2 separate regions of the Mus musculus genome follow, and region 2 is linked to region 1. The links are chromatin loops, found by intact Hi-C in ENCODE. Cell type or tissue: gastrocnemius. All regions are shown on one strand. Links, peaks and the distances in the headings refer to the core of each region. The heading gives the core; the rest is flanking DNA.

Region 1 (5,636 bases), core at 622-4,621:
ACCGTTACCCTAAGGAGGAAACTCTGCAGGCCTTGGCTGAGGAACTCAAACTGCGGAAAGAAGTCATCAGATACTGGTTCTTCAAGCAGCATCAAAGAGAAATGAAGAGGAAGCTGGGGGTTTTTTGGCTTCAAGGCTTGGGGAAGACTCAGATCCTGCTACTCATCAAGAGTGACCACCAGGCAGAAGAAATCCAAGGAGCCCTCTCAAAATGACCCTGGACTCCCCGAAGCATTGGAATCCTTGAAGAGGCTCACAGTCTCCTGGGTACCAAAGCAGAGATGGCATGTCACAGGATCGCTGACTCCCGAGCATATCCAGGGAGTCTGCTCTGTTTGTTAAAGTTTTTCCAAATTCCTTGCTGGGGCAGGGGATGTTGGTTTTTTATGTCTATCCATGGTACATTAATAATAAGCTATTGCTACAAAACAAAAATGACTGCTGTAAACAGAAACAAAAGAAAAAGAAAAAGAAAAAGAAAAAGAAAAAGAAACTGAGTCACAGAATGTGACCTCAGCTGTACTCCAAAGCCCTCTAGGCAATTACTTGATCACAGAACAGGCTAGCATGTCTCTGTTCAGCCATGGACTGCCTAGACTCCCCACCAATCAGAGGTGGCTTGTATGAGGTGCTCCGGGTAAGGTCATGGTGACTAGCAACATTGTAGCCGCTTTAGATTGTGTAGGCAGCTGAAGGGCTCACCTAGGGTTAGCCCCCTAGGAAGACACACTTATATCACTTTCCTGAGCTGCTGCCTCCAACCACTCAGCCTGGATCCTTCACTTCTCCAGCCCTCTGGCCTCCCTGTCTTCCTGTGAAGGACACCACCTGGGCTCCATCACTGGGGTACAGGGTGGTACAGGGCCAGCCTCCATGTTCCATGGGCTCCTTTAGTGCCCTTTAAGGAGCAGAGCCAGGCACTCCTGTTGCTCAGACCTCTCTACCAGTCTTCTCCACTGGCTCTTTGATTCTTTTATTATGCTAAAATATGCATAACTACATAACTTTTGTTGTCTTCAGGGCGTGGTTTGGGTGACTTGAAGCACACAGAGCGCCATCACTGTGCCGCAGTCACTGGCATCCATCTCTAGGACACTTCTTTCTCCCCAGTGCTTCCCACAAACATCAGCCCCTCCTCCCAGCCTCAGCTCTGTTTGAACTTGACTCTCAAAGGTCCCTCGCCTGGATGGACCTGTCGCTTAACCTTTACTCACTGGCTAGTTCTCACTTAGCACAATGTCCACATATGCTCACCGGTGTTGGAGCATATGTCATCACGTCTTTCCTTCTTCTCCAGGGTGAGTGACATTCTACCGTGTAGGTGTCCACTTTTCACCCAGCGATCGATCTGAGGTGAGTGGGTGGGTGGGCACTTCTCCTGGGCTACATTGCTGCTGCCGCTGTGGGGTTGGGGTGTCAAGTCCCTGCATCCTTCTTCAGTCCTTGCTTGCTGCCAAGAATAGCTGCTCATCTTTCCCAGTTCTAGGCTGCGTTCAATTTTTAAGTATTTATTTATTTGTGTGTACATATGTGTGGGGGTGGTGAGTGCATTGGCCACAGCAGGTGAGTGGAGATCAAAAGATGACTGTTGGGAGTCCCGGTCTCTCCTTCTACCATGTGGGGCGGCAAGCACCCACACCCAATGCCTTCCAAAGCATGTGGGTGGGAGGAGATTCAGAGAGCATCTTGTGGAAGCTGGTTGCCTCCTTCCACCATGGGGTGGGGTGGGGGTCCTGGGAATTGAACCCAGGTCATAAGGCTTAGCAGCATCCCAGGAGCCACAGCTGTCTAGGAGCCCTGGTCCTGGATTGCCACCACCCACTTTTAGAGTGTGCCTCCCTACTTCAATTAACAATAAATATGTCCCTTACAGGCACGCCCAGAGGCTTGCATCTGACGGGAGTCCGGAGCCTGCCAGTTGACAACAGTAACTGTGACAGTTGTTTCTGGTTTGTTTTTTATGTACAACTTGGTGTGAAACTTGCTTTTCCTGGGAGCCTGTTGTAACATTCCATTCCATAAATCTTTTTTACTAACTTCTAAAACGTAATGTTTTGTGAAGGATGACTGAGAGCTAGCCTCCCTGGGCCCACTTCCTATGTTCTCTGACTCTCCCCACCCCCGCCCCCAGTCATTCTCTGGCTCGCTCTGGCTCTCTCCTTGGGCCCTTTCTTGGCATGTGCCTTTTCCCCTGGCCCCTTTCTCTAGGCAGGCTCCCACTCTGGGATCTCTCCCTCTGTGAACTGTCCGCCCCCACCCCCATGTTTTTGCTTTGGGCTCTTTTGATGGACAGCCTCACTGCAGCCCCCCACACACCTTTTCTCTGCTATGGCTAGTGCTGTCTCACCACAGATACCTTCCCATTATCTGAGCTATTTCCACCCATCAGTTTTCTCTTTGGTTTTCAGACCCTCTAATCCTTCCACAGGCATCTTTATCTCTGAGGTATGTTTAGGGATGGTCTGCCTCCAGGACACTGAGGTTATCCTAGCTGATACTATTTTAGTTGACAGTGGTGGGTTGATTGGGGGGGGGGCTTTACGTCTGGATTTACTTCTTGTTCTGTGGATCAGTTTGCCAGTCACTCAATGTCCTTGTGGCATTGGCCTCACAACATGTCTGAGTCTGGTGGTGTGGCAGCAGCAGCCTTGAGATCTATTTGGTTCTCATTTCCTTTCTGAATCAGCTTATCAAAGTCTAGGAAAAACCTGGGGCTGGAAAGGCTGCTCAGTGATTAGAGCACTGGCTGCTTTTGTAGAGGACCCAGTTTCCCCCGTACCCACATGGCAGCTCATGATTGGTTTTAACTCCAGCTCCAGGAGACCTGGAGCCCCCTTCTGGCTACTGTTGGTACTGCATGCATACATAAAAATAAAGGTATTTTTCTAAAAAAAGGAAAAACCTATTGACTGTAAAGAGCATATGCAGCCTTCCTGTTCATGAGCATGGTATGCCTCTGCTTTAATTTACATTCATTTCTCCCAGTGACATCGAGTAGCTTTGGGTGTCTACAACTCTTGACACAGTGATACTTACAGTTACCACACAGTGAAGTGTCTCTGGCTCGGCCCATGGCCTCTCCCAGAGGCTGAGGGTAGATGTGTGACTCAGTGAGTAATGGGGAAGTGAGAGTGGTCTGGAGACAGAAGGTGGTGCCAACAGTGTGCACATGCTTAATGCCAAGAAAACATGAGCTAAGGTAAGGTTAATGTGCGTCTTTGCCTGGCAAGGTGGTCTACACCTATAATCCCAGCACTGGGGAGTTAGAGGCAGGAAAGCAGGAGCTCAGGGCCAGCCTGGGCTACATGAGATCTCATCTGAGAAAAGCAAACAAGTTTGATGTTGTGTTTGATGTTGTATGCTCTTCCCACACTCGCTAACTCTGGGAGGCTGTCTCTGCTCGTGCTGCCGTGGGCCTAGAAAACAGGCTATGAGCTGATCTCTGAATGCAGGGACTGGGGGATGAAGCTTTTCACGTTTATTTTGCCTTTTTGTTTTTGTACAGTTTGTTTGTTTGCTTGTTTGTTTGTTTGTTTGTGGCAGGGCCTCACTACATAGCCCTGACTGGCCTGAAATTTAAAATGCTGCCAGGCTGGGTGTAACTCACGGTCCCTTGCTGCTTCACTCTTTCTATCTCCTGAGTTCGGGGATTAAAGGTGCCCACAACTATGCCCAGCCTTCTGGCCTTTTCTTTTCTATTTTCCTTCTTTTCTTAAGGTTTATTTTCATTTGTGTGGGGGTGTGGGGATGTATATGCAACAGCTGTCCACGGAGGCCAGAAGAGAGTCTCAGGTCCCCTGCAGCTGCAGTCATAGGCAGTTGTGATCTACCTGGGTGCTGGGAACTGAACTGTGGTCCTCCGTAAGAGCAGCAACGATTCTTAACCACGGCTCATCACTCCAGCCCCTCTGAAAGAGAAGCTGAAAGCTGAAAGCTTCTCTGTGTTTCTCTGCTTTCGTGTGTGTGTGTGTGTGTGTGTGTGTGTGTGTGTGTGTTTGTGTGTGTGTGTGTATGTGTGTGTGTGTGTGTTTAGGGAGCTTGAAACACACACACACTTCTTCCCCTCAAGACAGGGTTTCTCTGTATAGTCCTGGTTGTCCTGGGATCCACTCTGTAAACCAGGCTGGCCTTGAACTCAGAGATCTGCCCCCATGCCCAACTCAGACATGCATAATATTGAAAAAAAAAAAAACCTTAAATACAGAAAAGTGAGGAGAACAATAAAACATTGATGTATGTATTACTTTTGCAGCTTCAAAAAAAATCTATACTATGAGAAAAAAAATCAATGTTCTCAACCAAAACAAAAATGAAAAAAAGGAACAACGTAATTATTTGAAAAATACCCCTGGCTAAGCTTCAGTCAGAAAGTCAGGGGCAGAGTCGGGTTCCCCCTCCCCCACCCTCCCAGCACCTGTCCCTAGCCAGACAGTGGCTAGTGGGGCCACTTTAGGAAGACTGGATGGATCTTCGATCAGCCTTGACCCCCAACCCTGAGTCCATTACAGGCAGACACTACTCTTTTAAATCTATAGGATGGGCACTGTCCTGCATCCTACAGTTCCTTGTATTTGGGAAGCCAAGAGTTCAAAGCCAGCTTGAGCAATGTAGCAAGACTCCAGAAGGAAAAAAAAGCAACAGCAACAACAAAAACTGGAGGAGAGAGAAGGAAGGGAAAGGAGGCGGTTCTGGGCGGTTCTGGGCAGTTCTACTCTTGCTGGTTTTGGGAGCCTGATCTCCACGTACTAAGTCATCATGTCTAAACAGCATCTCAAACAAGTATCAAATGCGTTTTTGTGCTTCTTATTAGTTTGGATCCTGCTCCATGCTTCAGCCAAAGTCTGTAGTTCTAAGGCCCTGCCTAAGGCTACACCCCAAGACAGGGAACCCTCATCCCTGGAGAGCCAAGCAGGATGGGGACACGCAACCCAAGTATTGACTCTGATACACAAACCAGGGCTCAACCGCACATGGAGCAAAGAGTGAAGCACTTTTTCTGGGGCGTCTCGACCTTGTATTCTCTCTCTCTCTCTCTCTCTCTCTCTCTCTCTCTCTCTCTCTCTCTCTGTGTGTGTGTGTGTGTGTGTGTGTGTGTGTGTGTGTGTGTGTGTGTGTGTGTATTTGTGTCTCTGTCTCTCTGTCTTTCTCTGTCTCTGTCTCTATCAGTCTGTCTGCCTCCCCCACCCGTGTGTGCGTGTGTGTGTGTGTGTGTGTGTGTGTGTGTGTGTGTGTGTGTGCGTGCATGTGTGTTGCATGCCTGTATGAAGGCATATATGTTCCTGAGCAGGCAGCGTGAAGAGGCCAGGGTTGCACTGGCATGCCTTCCTTAACTAGTCTCTACCTTATTTTAGACTTTGTTTTTACAGGGGTGCACGAGTGTATGCCCTAGTGCATGTGTAGAGGTCAGAGGAGAACTTGTGGGAGCCGGTCCTTTCTGTCACCATATGGCTCCTGGGGATGGACGCCAGTCATCAGGCATGGCCCCAACTGTCCTCACCTGCTGAGCCATCCTGCCAACCTTTGTTTTTTTTTTTTTTTTTTTTTTTTTTTAAAGATTTATTTATTATTATACATGAATACACTGTAGCTGTCTTCAGACGCACCAGAAGAGGGTGTCAGATCTCATTATGGGTGGT
Region 2 (4,000 bases), core at 1-4,000, 290 kb before region 1:
GAAAGGGCTCCAGAAATGTCTTTCAGGGCTCAATGGCCAAGCATACACCGTGAGACCACTACATGCCTATGAGGGCTCAGGAACCCGAGGGCGAGACTAGAACTCCTCAGCCAGGTGCCACGGGACATTTTGCAGAAAGAATCCATTGTCACCAGCCATCCACACACAAGGCTGCAGCTCCTTTGGCATCCTGTACCAATAAATAGATATACAGAGAAGTCTAACATTGCAGCACAGTGAGGACTGTATGTATGCCAGGCTCTGTGTTAGGGCTCGAGAATCAAACCTGTATCAGTTCAAAGAGCACAGAGCTTCAGAGGCACGCCCCTGAGTGGAGACACAGACAAGGTTAGTGCAGTGGGTGCAAAGGCTGCTGGGTAGCCACCAGGAGTCTGACGGAGCCCCACTTCATAGCCCTGGCAGAGCCAGCCTCCCAGACCGGCCAGGGCTATTAATACCCGGCTGAATCAGGGGGCTCTTGAGTTGCAGCCTAAGATGCACAGAGAGCACGGTAGATATTCTTGACTCCTGACCTGCCCCGCCCCCTTTCCACCTGCCCTTTCCTGTCAGCATCTATGGAAAGTAGCAGGTGCTGATGCAAAGTGTGTGTGTGTGTGTGTCTTGAAAGACAGGAGGGATGGGGGAGGGTGAGAACTGAGAGATTACCAGTCCCGCACTGATTTACTAGGTGGCCTGAGTGAGGAAGTCACCACTTTGAATTTCCTCATCCTAAGAAGGAGACAGAACAATGTGAAACAGACTGTGACTGTCAAGGGCACTGCTGGTGTGCAACAAATACCTGCTTGTCCTGTGCCATGGGTCTTACCCTGGAGAGCGGCTATGAAGGACACTGACCAAACCTGCCCTAGGACTGACTCTTGGATGGGTGGTGAGGCAGCAGCTAGTCAGATGTGACCTCTGCACAGCTTGGTTCTATGTGTCTCCAACCGGCACCCTGTCCCACTGTGCTGTGGTGTTCTGGCTGTAGCTGCTCCTTCTCCATGTGTTGCTGGACAGCCAGCTTCCTATGGGAAGGCTCGGCCAGGCTAGCTGAGTGTAGACCTGGGCCCAACAACTATGCTGACAACTGGAATGCTTAAGATCAAATGTCCATCCAGGTCTCCCTATTGTCAGACAACTCATTTCTCCTGGATAGTTGTCCAGACTATCAACTATCTTCAAGCTAACATGGCACCCACAACCCCAGCTCTGAAATCTATACGTTGTTCTTCCAGGACACAGAAAGGCCATGTGCGTGCCACTTGCACTCATACTCATGAGCAATGCCATACCCAGACCACTGACAACAGGCCTGGTTTATGAAGATCTGAGGACTGGACTTTGGGATTTGTGCTAGCTAGACAAGTGCTCAACAATCTAAACCACAGCCCCTGGCCCCAAGTCATCTAGCCAGTTAGAAACGGAGCCCAGCCTGTAGACTCAGAATCCTGCATATGTGGCCTGCCTCACAAGTGACTTCAGGGATGTTCACCATACCATATCCTCTTGGGGTTCAAGTCCCACTTTTCTTCAAAATTTTCTAAGCCAAGCCTCCGCAGGAACCCAGGAGAGAACTTTGCGGACCCTTCCCTGTTGAGAACAAGGGTCTGGTGATCTATACACTGGGCCCTTCCCATCTACTCTATACTGGGATGCTATTTTCACCCACAGTGGGAAGACCTCCATTTCCTTCCCTCCCTGCCCAGGAGGGGCAGTGTGTGCACACATGGAAGGGGAAAGGGAGACCGTGTGAGATTGCCTTGCCTCTCACTAATGAAGGCGTGCCAATTTTCCATGCAGACTGAAATGAAGCCGCTCTCAGAGGGAAACTGAATTCGGATAAAGGGAAAAGCATCATCGCAGTGGCTTCCCTTCCTGGTGATTCCTGCTCCCTGGACACCAGGCTGTGTCTCATGGCAACAGCATTCACACTTTGCTAAAATAAAAGCTCCCACCAGCTGGACCCCTCATTAAAGTGGAGCCCCAGGGTTAGTGCTTCCTCGGTGAGTGGCAGAAGGGTGCTGGCTGCCCTCCAAGAGGACCCCACCTCCTGGGCACAGGAGCCCCCAGGTAGAGTGGCCAAGAGCCTATCTGGCCATCCCATCTGGCTTTCTCCACTCTGATGTGTCAGACGGTACCAGGGCTGTGAGAATCTCAGCCTGGAGAGTGAATTGGATCTTGTGGTTGATGACTGATAGTGGGACAGAGAGAGCTGAGTTCAAATCCTCACTGCTGTTTAGTCGAGGTTCTTTCTGAGCTATGTCAGTTCTCCAGGACTCCCACGAAGATATAGATGAAGGCTGTGGCTGGCATATTACCCCATGGCTTCTCCCAAATTAATTTCCTCCATTCTCCCCCTTCTCTTTTTTCTCTTTTGAGGCAGGGTCTCATGCATCCTAGGCGAGCATACAACTCATGATGTAGCCCAGGTTAGCCTTGAGCTCATGGTAATTCTCTTGCCTCAGACTCCCAAGTTCTGGGATTACAGGTATATACACCATACTTGATTTATTATACTATCCTTTTAAAAATTATATAATGTCTGCTAATAACTTCTTCTTCTTCTTCTTCTTCTTCTTCTTCTTCTTCTTCTTCTTCTTCTTCTTCTTCTTCTTCTTCTTCTTCTTCTCCTTCTCCTTCTCCTTCTCCTTCTCCTTCTCCTTCTCCTTCTCCTTCTCCTTCTCCTTCTCCTTCTCCTTCTTCTTCTTCTTCTTCTTCATCTTTTTTCTTTTCTCTTTTTGGAGCCTACAGGGTATTACTAGGTAGCTCAGGCTGGCTTTGAACTCACTGTATAGACCAGGCAGGCACCGAATCCACATCCTTTACCTCCTGAATGCTGGGATTAAAGGTGTGCATGGCCACACCTAGCTTTCTTTTCATCTTTTTATTTATTAATTAATCTTGGCTTCCCTTCTTGACCTGCCCTCTACAACTTATAACATTGTATGATTCTTGTTATCTTAGAGAGTACTTCTATTCATGAAATATAGTCACTACAAAACATCTTGAGGCTTACACCAACAGCTTCAGGCCTAAGCATCAAGAGCCCACCTGGAGTCACGGAGTGGCAGCAGCCATCTGTGTGTGAGGATGCCCTCGGATGCTCCTACGAGATCTCCTCAGTACACATTTCCCGGGCCATGTCTCTCGGTGTGAAGAGCTAGTCTGCACCAAAGAGGCTTAAAGAGGCTCAACTGGACAAAATGCAGGCCTTAGATTGGGTCCTCAGAGGTCAAGAGAAAAACAAAATTGTTGAAAAGATTAGTGTTGAGGGCCAGGAAGATGGTTCAGTGGACTAAGGCGCTTGCTGATGGAGTTTGATTTCCACCCAGCTTCACATGAGGGGAGAACTAATTCCCACAAGTTGTCCTCTGACCCCACCACACAAAACAAATAATGTAAATTGTTTTGAAAAAAATCGATATTGAGAAAATTAGCCAATGTGAAATACACCATAAATTTTCTGAATGTGACTATGGTGCTTTGAAATAGTGTTCCACCTGAGAAATGTCCCTCATAGGCGCGTGTATTGGACATGTGACTGATGGCTGTGTTAGGGAAGGTGTTTTGTCACTGTAGCAGACACACAACAGCACAGAGACCTGTAATGTAGCTATTGAAACATTCCCTTCTGGAGGGAGGACAGAAGCTTATAAGACCCCAGAACTAGAGGAAACTTAAAGGGCTCAGGAAATTCCTGAAAATTATAGGATTCACACGGACCACCCGCAGTCATAAAAGCAGTAACAACTGGTGGGAGAACTCCAAGCAGAACTTGGAGGGAGCACCAGGGATGTGGCTTTATGAGTCCTCTCAGGCTGTGGTGGGCTTTTTATGGATGCAGCTGTCTTTAACAGCTCCTGAAGGAAAACTCACTGGTTTGCTAATCTAGACTTGGGCTGAAACTTTGTTCTCTTCAGTGCTCTATCTGTGGTGAAGAGATGCTTGCTCACATCTATCCAGGAAAATTCTCATAGCAACTCATTATCACTGTTCAAAG

Evidence for each region. Hi-C counts contacts between places; a loop is a spot of excess contacts. Peaks named below come from ENCODE experiments on the same cell type or tissue, not always from the same donor. Only the 100,000 strongest peaks of a DNase experiment are listed, where the experiment ranks them.
Region 2: a loop joins it to region 1, with 2.2 times the contacts of the local background. A loop is called at or near these places in 1 of 42 quality-filtered maps.

What each region holds. Positions count from the first base shown.
Region 1 is chr2:29,551,338-29,556,973 of GRCm38, forward strand. No RefSeq gene overlaps it. Among named protein-coding and RNA genes, the nearest start is that of Gm30761, 7.4 kb to the left of the region's middle. In gastrocnemius, for the core only: a CTCF peak has its summit at 2,847 (motif pointing left); a DNase peak (open chromatin) is centred at 2,824.
Region 2 is chr2:29,260,797-29,264,796 of GRCm38, forward strand. No RefSeq gene overlaps it. Among named protein-coding and RNA genes, the nearest start is that of 6530402F18Rik, 9.8 kb to the left of the region's middle. In gastrocnemius, for the core only: a CTCF peak has its summit at 1,710; DNase peaks (open chromatin) are centred at 1,736 and 2,015; H3K27ac peaks cover 2,178 bases.